4 separate regions of the Homo sapiens genome follow, and regions 1, 2 and 4 are each linked to region 3. Evidence: chromatin contacts called from ENCODE Hi-C or POLR2A ChIA-PET data. All regions are on one chromosome and are shown on one strand. Each heading gives the region's core, a stretch centred on a gene start or an enhancer-like site at or near the end of the contact. The rest is flanking DNA. Distances are from core to core; before and after follow the strand shown. Region 1 holds the start of PRKAR2B (protein kinase cAMP-dependent type II regulatory subunit beta). Region 2 overlaps PRKAR2B (protein kinase cAMP-dependent type II regulatory subunit beta). Region 3 overlaps PIK3CG (phosphatidylinositol-4,5-bisphosphate 3-kinase catalytic subunit gamma). Region 4 overlaps PRKAR2B (protein kinase cAMP-dependent type II regulatory subunit beta).

Region 1 (3,060 bases), core at 235-2,734, 150 kb after region 3:
GCAACCTCCGCCTCCTGGATTCAAGCGATTCTTCTGCCTAAGCCTCCTGAGTAGCTGGGATTACAGGTGCCTGCCACCATGCCCGCTAATTTTTGTATTTTTAGTAGAGATGGGGTTTCACCATGTTGGCCAGGCTGGTCTTGAACTCCTGACCTCAGGTGATCCGCCCACCTCGGCCTCTCAAAGTGTTGGGATTACAGGCATGAGTGAGCCACTGCGCCCGGCCAAAAGTTTAATTCTTAAAATGCTCGACACAATTAGAAGCACTTAACTACTGTATATTTAAAGCAACGTAACATTATTACTATAAAGTTGTTAAGAAATGAAAATAGAGAAATACATTGGCTCATGGAGTCAATACAGGATGCATCATTAACAAAGGGTTAACATCAAGATCCATTTTTACAAGAGGGACTAGTTCGTTACATCTCTGATTTCTAGACTTGGAGTTTCCCCAGTCATGTGTTTACTCTTCCGTGGGTGGGAAGATAAATCAGAATAACCAAGTGAGCTTGCTCTTGAAATATTTTATTTACAATGATATGATAATTGTAGAAAATGAAGTATGCGTACTTAAATAGAATTTAATTGACAAAAGACAATTTTCTCTACTTCAAAATTGTAAACATTTGCAAAGTAAGCCTCATTTCAAAGTCAAAGCCTTCTACTTTAAAAGCACACATTAGTAATTCTATTTTTCTTTATACTGAAGTATTTCAATTTTTGGACATACAAGTCAAAAATCATTCAAAGCATAAAGGAAAGTTTCAAAATAATAAGCGCCTCATCCTGCACTATCCTATTTAAAAGAGATCAACTAACTTTGATAGGTGCCTCTCAATAAATGGTGCCTTTGTCTCAATAAATAGTAAATGCGTGGAGTGCACAACGGAATAGCATCAGTAAGACGAAACATAATAAACAGGATGGATCGGGAAAGGCTGGATAAAATGTGGGGAAGAAAAAGAAAGACGTCACAAAGATGGGGTAGCATTTCTTTGTCCAAAAGAGAACCAGTACCACCATAAGACTTTAAACAAAGGACATTAGCAACACTTATCATGCAACTAGATTCTAGAAGGAAAATAAAATGCCACTACTAAGGTGGAGGCTGAAGTTTCAAGACAAATCTCCTGGCACCACCTCTGCGGGGGTTCACCATGGCGAATGACGCCTGGGAAGCGGGGCGAGTGGCCAGCCCGCTCCTGGACGCGCGGACAGGTGGACACGAAGGCGGCCTCGCTGGGCCTCCCTCCGCCTCTCCCGGCCCGGGCGCGCAGCCCTGCGGTGGTCTGACAGGCGGGTGCGCGGCGCCAGCCAGCGGAGGTTGCCATGGTTTCCGGGGGTCACGTGGGCGCGCTCTCCTGCGCCCCCTCCCGCGCACCGCGGCGGGGCGGGGGCGGGGCGCCCGGGCGGGGGAGAGGCGCGGCCGCGGCTGGAGCGGGAGGAGCAGGAGATGCTGCCAGCCCTCCCGGGGCCGCGCTCGCTCAGCCGCCGCCACCACACGGAGCAGACGCGCGCCGGGAGCCGCGGGCCGGGCCAGCCGGGCCGCCGGGGCCCAGTGCGCCGCGCTCGCAGCCGGTAGCGCGCCAGCGCCGTAGGCGCTCGCTCGGCAGCCGCGGGGCCCTAGGCCGTGCCGGGGAGGGGGCGAGGGCGGCGCCCAGGCGCCTGCCGCCCCGGAGGCAGGATGAGCATCGAGATCCCGGCGGGACTGACGGAGCTGCTGCAGGGCTTCACGGTGGAGGTGCTGAGGCACCAGCCCGCGGACCTGCTGGAGTTCGCGCTGCAGCACTTCACCCGCCTGCAGCAGGAGAACGAGCGCAAAGGCACCGCGCGCTTCGGCCATGAGGGCAGGACCTGGGGGGACCTGGGCGCCGCTGCCGGGGGCGGCACCCCCAGCAAGGGGGTCAACTTCGCCGAGGAGCCCATGCAGTCCGACTCCGAGGACGGGGAGGAGGAGGAGGCGGCGCCCGCGGACGCAGGGGCGTTCAATGGTGAGGACCAGACCCCCCACTTCGCGCCCCCGGATCCCCTCGCTGCCCCCCACCGCTCCCCGCTGTGCTCTCGGATCTTGCCGCTTTGCGCACCCACCTCTCCCCGCATTCTCCACCTTTCCCTACCTTCCCATCTCGCCCACCCCCTCAGCATCCATTTCTGTCTCTCCCACTCGCCCACCTTCCTACTCCGCTCTCTGTCATACCCTCTTCCCTTCCTCTAGAGGTGGGAGAGCTGGGATGTTACGCTTCCCTCTTACCCTTTGCCCCCTCTGCCTGGGCCGGTTGGGGTGGGCATCTGCTAGAAAGACAACTTTCGCTGTGGTTGGAGGTATTTCGCTTAGAGGATACCATTGTGCATAAAGAAACTGGCCCGCTTGGCGTCTTCTTTCAGCCCTTGTATTTATTAATGGAATGTCGAAAGAGAAAAGGAGAACCGTGTTTAATATGATTGGCTTTACTGTTGTTAGGACGGTAGATTCGCTAAAAGAAGCATGAAATTGGACTCACTGGGGCAGAACAAAATTTATGGCCAGTAGCTCTGACATTCTTGGAAATAAGAGTTATCTATTATTTTCCAATTTACCAATACCGTGTTGTGTTATTTTTGGACACGTAACAAAGGATTCTATTTAGTCTGAAACCCACGGGGGTCTTTGGAACGAGGAAATGGGTTAATGGTTTGCTTTTTATATAAAAGACATATTGAATGATTTGGTGCTTTATTTTTTTAAAAGTGTATGAGAAAAACACTGTAGGAAGTTCTGAAAGCTTGTTGGTTGTCTTTAGAATGAAAAGCCAGTGAGTAATTGTAAGGATTGTGCCAGACAGTAGAGCTAGAAAGAATGAATGGGAAAGAAAAAGGAATTTTCTCAAATAGCTGCTCCTGGCAAGTCCCACCCCTTCTGCTTACAACCCTCTTTCCCTAACACACCCAGACACACACCCTCATTTACAGCCCCTTGTATTACACAACATGCCCAAATCTCATTTTTATGGCAACCCAAGCTAAAATACCATGGAGTGCAGTGTGCAAGTGTTTTCTCTTTGTGGTGTAAGGCAAACA
Region 2 (2,852 bases), core at 353-2,852, 250 kb after region 3:
TGGTTGTAGTCTTTAGTTATAGTTTTATCATTCCTTATTCCAAATTTTTATTGTTTAGTCCCATTTTTCCCAGCAGGCACATGGTCTGGAACAGATGGCACAGATTGATTCCCCTTTATTGTCATCGGAGGGGATAACAGGCTGGAAATAAGATTTTTATTTCACAGGGCTCTTTTCTGAAATAATGTTTTATTTTAATGATATTTTATTTGAATTAACCTCCAATCTACATATGTCCAACAGAGGCACATTTGATATTTATGTGAAATGTGATGGTGTTGGAAGATGTGTTGGTAACTATGATAATCGTGGGAGTTTCGGCGAACTGGCCTTAATGTACAATACACCCAGAGCAGCTACAATCACTGCTACCTCTCCTGGTGCTCTGTGGGGTTTGGTGAGTAAAATACTTATTTGACCTGAATGTTATGATTTGTAGCAATTGCTATGACGGTGTTACAAATTGCCGCATGTAGTATTTTAATTTAAAGATCATCAGTCATCAGGTAATTTATTAAGCAGCCACTGAATGCTGAACTGTAGGGCACTAAGACTTCACTAAGTCAGATCCTGATGTCATTGCCCCCACTCCTCCAGTCCAGTCAGGAGCTTGGGACCTGGTGGCCCAGGAAAGACACTCAGATTCAGAATGCTCCTGTCTTACCCACTCTTAGAAAATAACCAGCCATACAAACACAGCCTTAAGTACTTTTTCTCAGATAGCTTTCTGAGGTAAGTATTATAATCTGATAAAGTTGTGGCTCCCAGAGTGTGGTCCCCTGAACACTGGCAGCTGTATCACTTGGGAACTTTTTAGAAATGCCCATTCTGGGGCCCCACCCACTGATTCTGACCTACTGCATCAGAAATTCGGAGTTTGAGAAACCAGTATAAAAGGATGCTCTTGGTGCTATAAATTGATTGGTAACTACTCTGCATTTAAAAGCAGTTGTGTAGGGAAAAAATGCTTGGTGGCTGTGCTCATGTGCCCCACATCAGAATTACCTGGAGTATTTTTTTAAAATCCTCTTACCTAGCCACGAGGTCAGGAGATCGAGACCACGGTGAAACCCCGTCTCTACTAAAAATACAAAAAATTAGCCGGGCACGGTCGTGGGTGCCTGTAGTCCCAGCTACTCAGGAGGCTGAGGCAGGAGAATGGCATGAACCCGGGAGGCGGAGCTTGCAGTGAAGCTGAGATTGCACCACTGCACTCCAGCCTGGGCGACAGAGCGAGACTCTGTCTCAAAAAAAATCCTCTTACCTAGACCTCACCATGGGCAAATTGATCAGAATCTTCAGCACTGGGACCTGAGCATTAGTACTTTTAAATACATTTCTTAATGTGGTATTCCCGCAAGACTTAAAAGCTGGTTTAAAGATACATTCGGGCAATATTTTCACATATGATAGGATGCAAATTATTAGGCACTACTAAAGCTCCTTCTGGAGGATTGTATTTAAGGTAGTGATTCTCAAACTTTAATATGCTTACAAATCACCTGGGAATCCAGTTAAAATGCAGATTCTGATTCAGTGGTTCTGGGGTGAGGCCCGTGATTTTTGCATTTCTCATCAGCTCCCAGGAGATGGCAGTACTGCCTGATGTCAGGCCAAACCTTAAACAGCATCGATTTAGGGAAATGTTTACAGTATATGTATTTTCTTTTAAAATTGTTGAAAATAGCCCACCCACTAGTTTTGACATGCATTTATTGGGTTATTTCTCTCAAATCCTTTTGTGGAAAGAGAAGAGGTTGAAGTAAATATGAAGTCTGTTAAAAGTCTCATTTCCAAGGACTACTGTATATAGCATTGTGGAAGTCACACATTATTTAGTCACAGTTCAGCATTTGACTCTGAAGTCAATTCAGCTGATAAAAAATATCTCTTGATCAAAGAGACAAGACATTTTACATTTCTTTTAATTGGAACCAGTTATTATATACTTATTTAAAAATGTGATGAGTCACTTTTTTAAGGTTTAGAGGAAAAGCTGAATTGTCTCAGGAAAAGGAAAGAACTGTCAGTGATTTGAATACCCAAAGCCAGCAAAGAAAAAACTTCAAACCAGGACAGTCCTTCACCCACAGAAGTCTTTGTCTGCCTGTAATTAAAGTGGTGGGATAAATCTAGCATCTGCCATGACCTGTTTTATTCAGGAAGGTTTACTTTTCAAATGTAGTCATTCCAATGGGGTTGCCGTTCAGATTCAGATTGTCAGATTGTCACACAGTGAGGAAACTGCCTCCTTGCACATCTTCAGAATAAGATCAACTGTTTTATAGGTTGGCCTCTTTGAATACTGATAGTTTTTAGCCCTTGTAGAAACTTTAATGGGGTATAAAAGACCCAGAATTTCCTAGTGCACGTACTACTTAAGTTCCTAAGATAGGATTAAGCATTTTCAGAGCTTTTTAGTAGTCTATACATGTTATTAAATTTTATAAAAATGGGCAGTTTGTGATAATCCTCCTGACATATAATAGCTTTCTAAAAAAGTTAGAATAATTAACATAATTACTTAGTATTTCAAGCCTACTTTTTAAGGGTGACTTGACTAATTATAATAACTCCTTCTCAGGGAGAGTCGAGTAGAAAATAAATTTTTCTTTTAAGGTCAACAGACTGGAGGTCTGCCTTATAAATACAGGTGTGTAAAGATAAGCAAAAAAAGCCCAAGAGAAAAGTCCATTGCAGAATAGTCTCACTCTGTAAATAATATTTGGTCACTATTAGCCTTAGGGCTAACATGATCTACGTGACTATACTGATGATTTGGAAAGGTGATTTTTGAAATGGCTTCAGGATGAAAGTATTTGAAATTCTGGACTTTATATGTCACAGTGGGT
Region 3 (3,125 bases), core at 410-2,909:
TGAAGACTTCCTATAGCAAGTACTGTCATGCATTGCTTAACAGTGGGGATACATACAGAGAAATGCATCATTAGGCAATTTCGTCATTGTGTAAACATCAGAGTGAACTTACACAAACCTAGGTGGTAGTCTTCCACACACCTAGGCTATATGATATAGCCTATTGCTCCCAGGCTCCAAACCTGTACAGCATGTTACTTACTGAATACTGTAGGCAGTTGTGACACAATGTTATGCACTTGTGTATCTAAACACATCTGAACGGAAAAGGAACAGTAAAAATATGGAATTATAATCTTATGAAACAACTATGATAGATGCAGTCCATGGTTGACCAAAACATTGTTATGCAGTACATGACTGTATATAGGACTTGTGATGTACAGTTTTAAATTAGCCTCCTTCCCCAACCCATTGTGGATTGTTTCCTTTCCTTTTTTCAGCCAATTCTAACTAATGCTATTTTGACTTTTGTATCTCCAAATAGTCCACCTTAAATCCTTTTTGGAACAAGGCTGAAGGATAAATCACACACACACACACAGACACACACACACACCCCTACGTGCACGCTATCAGAATATTGACTAAAGTAGAATAGCTTATTGTAGCATTTAGGTTTCTAATGTGCTTCTAGCTAAATATTCGAGAAGATGACAGTACAGCCCTTCTCCTGGTAAACAGAGCTAGTCTGAGAATCACTTTTCAAGTACTTACAGATAAAAATCCTAATTCAAACTCATCAAATGCATGGCCAAGTACCAGACACACTCCTCTTTTGGATTTACCAGAAAGTGTGCTCTCATGCACTGTTAGGTCTAATAATCAGTGACCTTCTCTGTTTTGCCAAAATAATTCCTAAAGACTGGCTAGCCAATGCATTGATTTTTATTAAAAAAACAAAATAACAAAATAAAATTCTCTGCCTTTGACTGGAATGATTTTTATCCATTGTCTCCTTCCTCTAGCAGACAGAGGCAACATTACTATTTAGGAAAAGTAAGTGGAGGTTCCACTTCATTTCTAGATGAAAATGGAGGATTTTGATGTTAAGTATTTCATGTGACCTCAGACAGTCTGTAGCAGCCACAGCTCATCAGTGGTTAATAAATTAGTAGATTGTATATAAAAGTAGTTTGTTTTCAGTTTAGTGAACTGATAGTTGGGGCAGTTAGCAAATCAAGTAAAAGTTTGGGCCCTGAAATGATAATGAATTCCTTTGTTCCCAAGACTTCTAAGGGCAGTAGCTTTGTAAAAACAATTCTTTCTGTTAGTACTAGATGCTATAATTAAGGCATTTGAATCAACAATGAAATTGAGAGCAGATGTACTACGTAGGCTCAATCTATTTATTAGCTACTAATGGAGAATGTTCTAGCTAATGGCATTAATAATAATGTAATGTTCCCCACATTTGTAGTCATTAACAAGTGCATTAAACCAAGTCCTCGAAGTCAGATTTTTCCCTTACTCTTCTTCTCTCAATAATACAAATCCTTCAACAGTCAGTTGAGAAGGAGAGAATGAGGATGTTTGAGGTCAAGGAGAGGCAGCCCTGGCAGAAGGGAAAATTACAGCCAGTAACTTCTGTGTTCTGTGTTTTCCCCTGAGCTCCCCAGGCCACATCCTCATAGTCCCTGAAACCACAGGCCTCTAGGCCAAGGTAGTGTCAGAACACTCCCACAGACCCTGTGGCTGAGTCCAAAAGGCAGAAATGAAACTTCTGGGACTGAGCGGGCAGGGCAGGTGCTCGGCTGTGCCCCCCAGGGTGAGAGAACCACCTGCAGGAAGCCAGTGTTGCTGTATGCTTCCATCCTGCCCACCTCAGTGGGCCAGCACCATGACAGCCTCCCTTTGACACTGGTTGGAGTGAGGCTTATCCCCAACTCCAACCTACCTCACCCCCTAGGCCTTTACTAAGAGACCTTGTGGGCAGATGGTCTAGAGGGACAGTGAGCCCCTTAGCGTTGAACAGTATGTGTATTCAATAATGCAGCTCCTCGTGGTATTGATTAGTAATCATAGCCAACTACTTATGTAGCACTTAAATCTCACCACAACAACATGAAATGGGTATCATTCTTATTATTCTTAATCTATATTTAAAAGAGGTTAAGTGACTTCTCCAGTGATATATAGTTTACCAGTAATAAAGCCAAAATTAGAATTCATTCAGCTTGATGTGAATCTGTGTTGTTAACCACCACAGCACACTGCCTTTCAGCAAAGGCTGATTAAAGCTGCACCAAGTCTCTAAGTGTGTACAGCCCATCAGAATCTCGACACTGTGTTTGACAAGCATGGGACGTGCAGTTAAACTGGGGAAGAAATTTCTTTCTCATAGAAGAGATCCTTGTGTGTGAAAATTAGAACTATCTGAATAAATTAGAATCAACAGAAATTCTTTATGTGAGTGAAATAGCCTTCGAGAAAAGCAGGACAGTTATTTCCTTTAACGCCTCTCCTTGGGTACAGCAGGGATAGGTGAATTCCTGCATCACTGCTTAACAAGTATTTACTGAGCACCAGTGGATTGGTGTTATAATAACTTGGCCTCAGGTTAATTTCCCTCCTTGAAAATGTTCTATTAAAAAGAGTTTGACCACACAGTGGGCTCACACAGCAGGGGATTTATGTGGATCCCCCAGTGTATGGAAGGACAGAAAATAATTAAAAATCAGAATGTACTCTAATTCAAAACCAAAAGGCGTCCCCATCTATGTCCTTGTGAAAATTGTGCAAGTTGGCAAATTAATGAGGCTGTTGCCTGGGGTGAAGTCTGCACTTAGCCTGTATAATTACTAAGAAATGAGAGAGACCTCAGTGGGTCCTACGGATGAGCAAAAGAAAATAATTTCCGGACATAAGTGGAGTCATTAAGAATGCAAGAGCACTAATGCACTGGGGCCACTTCCAGGGGACAAGTGATGGCTGGGCAGCAGCAGCAACAGCCCACACAAGTCTCCCGCTTCTTGGTGAACAGGGAGGAAATGCAGAGGGGATGGTAGGCAAGGGAGAGGACTGACGTTTATTGAGCCTTCACTATGTACCGGCCTCCATGCTGGGCGCTTTATGTATATTGTCTCACTTAGAAAATGCCAGAATATTCCATGGGTTTTGTATTG
Region 4 (2,936 bases), core at 181-2,680, 230 kb after region 3:
GCCTGGCTGGCATGAATTCTGGCTCTGCACCTTGTGGACTGGATGACATTGGACAAGTGATTTGGGCAAGTTGATTTCCTTAACTCTAAATTTCTTAACCTGCTTCATGGGATCTGTCACTAGGATAAAATGAGTTAATATTAGTAAAGCCCTTAGAATAGTACCTGGCATGTATTTATGCTATGTTTGTTTAACAAATAAAATTTTTATCTGAAATCAGGAATGAATTTTAATGAAAACCAAAGTGGCCTCTAGTACACTAAAATCACACTTTGGGTGTATTGCTGAGGCCTCAGTGATCCAGAGAGAGATCCCTTAGGTGGGATCATGCTAAGCCCCAGAGGAAAAATGTAGGAGAGCATCTTCAGAGCAGGTGGCTGCAGTACAGAGGAGCTGGAGTGTCAGAGACCACACCCGCTTTCTGGCTGTTTACTTTCCCCAGTGAAGAGGGATTTTACCGACGAGGTTAATTACAGAGAGTGGACTCTGAGTGCTGAGGAGTAATGGCAGGGTGAGGGAAAAGGGAAACAGGAGGAGAGCAGTAGACCATAGTGATGGAGGTGGGGCTGAGAAAAAAAATACTACTTAGAAATGGTGATTGGGCTGGGTGCAGCGGCTCATGCCTGTAATCTTAGCAGTTTGGGAGGCCAAGGCGGGTGGATCATGAGGTCAGGAGTTTGAGACCAGCCTGGCCAAGATGGTGAAACCCTGTCTCTAATAAAAATACAAAAATTAGCTGGGCACAGTGGCAGGCACTTGTAATCCCAGCTACTCAGGAGGCTGAGGCAGGAGAGTCGCTTGAACCCAGGAGGCAAAGGTTGTAGGGAACCGAGTGCACCACCACTGCACTTTAGCCTGGGTGACAGAGCAAGACTGTGTCTTAAAAAAAAAAAAAAAAAAAAAAGAGGCCAGGCGCGCTGGCTCACGCCTGTAATCCCAGTACTTTGGGAGGCTGAACTGGGCAAATCACGAGGTCAGGACATCAAGACCATCCTGGCTAACATGGTGAAAACCCGTCTCTACTAAAAATACAAAATACAAAATACAAAAAAAAAAAAAAAAAACCAAAGCCAGGCGTGGTGGCAGGCACCTGTAGTCCCAGCTACTCAGGAGGCTGAGGCAGGAGAATGGCGTGAACCCGGGAGGCGGAGATTGCAGTGAGCTGAGATCGCACCACTACACTCCAGCCTGGGCAACAGAGTGAGAATCTGTCTCAAAAAAAAAAAAAAAAAAAAAAAGTCGTCATTGGTACGAGAGGTAGCAGGAAGAAGAGAGAAGAGGAAAAAGCTGGATTTCTGTGTGAAGGCTTATAGGAATTGAATGGGTTGGAGAGAAAGACATAAAGTTGACCAGAGCGAAGCAGGTGCACGATACTGATGCCTGATGCACTCTCCTCTCCCCCCTTTCCTTTCTGAGAACAGCTTCTCAGCAGGCAGACATCTCGGTTGCTTTGGTTTGAAGTTCTAGATGGATTTTGTGAAGTGAGAAATGACTTTCTGTTTTGTTTTAGTGTGTTAGCCTTCCTTATTTGAAGTAGGAGGAAGTGAAGTTTGGTTGGTGTGGTTTGGTTAATACCTGAATTTTAAAGGTTTCTTATGCAGCAGTGAATGAGAAGTCCCTGGGATCTACTTTGTCTGTGTTTGTGTGTCATCTTAGAATCTAGTTTGAGATGAATATTGGGCAGATAGTAAACAAAGGTTTACATCTACCTTACCCTTAGAGGGGAAAGTGCAGTGACCCTTTCTCTTACTAGCTAGTAGTTCTTTCATGTAGTCTTTACATAATGCAAATAAATGGTATATATATCAATAGTTTACATATAAATAGTTTAGCAATACTATAAGTTTCCCCAATTCTTTTCAGGCTTATAATTTTCATTAATTTTTAGCCATCTGATGTGGTTTGAAATGCTGATTTAAATTTCCCATTGTGAGTTTTGATGTTTGTGGCTATAAACTCCACTGCTGCCTGATTCTGTGAGCTCTGATGCTCTGATGGTAGGGCAGGCTGCCTGAAGAGGCAAGGTACCTGCCCATCAGCTCTTGTGGTCACTCTTTGAGTGAGCATTGGAATAGGAAAGGGTGGTGTGTAGGTCTTCAGGAAAACCAACTCCGTGTCTGCTGCTTTTAGGACTACCCCTTGCCCCTCTAACTCATTTTATAGTTACAAACTGTTCATGTTCACAAAAGAGTGGACCTTTTGGTCCAAGTCAGTTGAGCCTCCTGCTAGTGAAAAGGGACTCGAGAGATAGCAAGCCACACTTACACACACGGCATTCTGCCACTCTTCACACTCTAGAATACAAGTTTAGTGAGAATATAGCACACTAGTTTCCTTGAGTTCCTTCTGAAATCAGTGCACCAGCCAGCCTCCTTGGACTCTTTTTCCCTGGAACACATATTCTCTTGGAGTGGCAGTGCATGATTGTTTGCTCCCTTCTAAAAATCACTTGCTCGCTGTGGGGCAGGTACATACCACATGTGTAAAAATATATTCGGCATCTAATGCCATATACATTTAAACATTTTACTTCTTTCCAGGGACCTTATCAAGATTCAAAAGAAAGAATTACATCCTGAAAGAGTATTAAACTCAGTAGAAACAGAATGACAGCAGTCCAAATTTTCAGTGTAGCTGCTGGCACCTGTTGTCCTTTTGTACGGGTCCCCACTGGCTGGGAGCTTTGGAATCTTCCTAGCCAGTCACAGTTGTGTGCATAATGAACTTGCTAACCTAGGGGAAAATATGCTTTTGAAAAACATTTCAGTGCTATATTGATGAATGGATACCAACCTCCCCCGAACAAGGTGAATTATGTTCCCCTACTTGGTAGGCTCATAAGTTACCAGTCACCAAAAGTGAATCTCAGCACCAACCTGAAGCAAACTTGAGCGCTAACAGTTCTTCTTTCTAATGTTGGTTCTGATTTTTGTTAG

The links. A loop is a pair of places that touch in the nucleus more often than their neighbours do. ChIA-PET counts read pairs that join two places held with the same protein, here RNA polymerase II (POLR2A). Pooled maps may share reads with other maps.
Region 1: a loop to region 3 is called in a map of naive thymus-derived CD4-positive, alpha-beta T cell, with 2.3 times the contacts of the local background. The contact joins the promoter of PRKAR2B here to the enhancer-like site in region 3. A Hi-C loop is called at or near these places in 1 of 168 maps with a recorded cell type or tissue (naive thymus-derived CD4-positive, alpha-beta T cell).
Region 2: a loop to region 3 is called in a map of posterior cingulate gyrus, with 6 times the contacts of the local background. The contact joins two enhancer-like sites. A Hi-C loop is called at or near these places in 1 of 168 maps with a recorded cell type or tissue (posterior cingulate gyrus) and 7 of 50 pooled maps. POLR2A ChIA-PET finds 5 or more read pairs at or near these places in 1 of 52 experiments (activated B cell).
Region 4: a pooled map shows a loop between it and region 3 (3-fold over the local background). The contact joins two enhancer-like sites. A Hi-C loop is called at or near these places in 1 of 37 single-sample maps with no recorded cell type and 2 of 50 pooled maps. POLR2A ChIA-PET finds 5 or more read pairs at or near these places in 2 of 52 experiments (T-cell and activated B cell).

Annotation. Positions count from the first base shown.
Region 1 is chr7:107,043,221-107,046,280 of GRCh38, forward strand. It overlaps PRKAR2B (protein kinase cAMP-dependent type II regulatory subunit beta), which reads left to right and starts at 1,485. Exons shown (of 11, transcript NM_002736.3): 1 at 1,485-1,994. The coding sequence starts at 1,688. RefSeq lists silencers at 1,238-1,797, 1,584-1,878.
Region 2 is chr7:107,146,065-107,148,916 of GRCh38, forward strand. PRKAR2B (protein kinase cAMP-dependent type II regulatory subunit beta) reads left to right here. Exons shown (of 11, transcript NM_002736.3): 6 at 244-397. Among named protein-coding and RNA genes, the nearest start is that of HBP1, 22 kb to the right of the region's middle. Within about 2 kb of position 1,603, at least 3 of the 41 ENCODE cell types and tissues checked have a DNase peak (open chromatin) inside an H3K27ac peak, as active enhancers do.
Region 3 is chr7:106,893,717-106,896,841 of GRCh38, forward strand. All of the region lies in intron 10 of PIK3CG (phosphatidylinositol-4,5-bisphosphate 3-kinase catalytic subunit gamma), which reads left to right. Among named protein-coding and RNA genes, the nearest start is that of PIK3CG, 30 kb to the left of the region's middle. Within about 2 kb of position 1,660, at least 4 of the 41 ENCODE cell types and tissues checked have a DNase peak (open chromatin) inside an H3K27ac peak, as active enhancers do.
Region 4 is chr7:107,125,206-107,128,141 of GRCh38, forward strand. The region is part of intron 3 of PRKAR2B (protein kinase cAMP-dependent type II regulatory subunit beta); the gene reads left to right. Among named protein-coding and RNA genes, the nearest start is that of HBP1, 42 kb to the right of the region's middle. Within about 2 kb of position 1,431, at least 6 of the 41 ENCODE cell types and tissues checked have a DNase peak (open chromatin) inside an H3K27ac peak, as active enhancers do.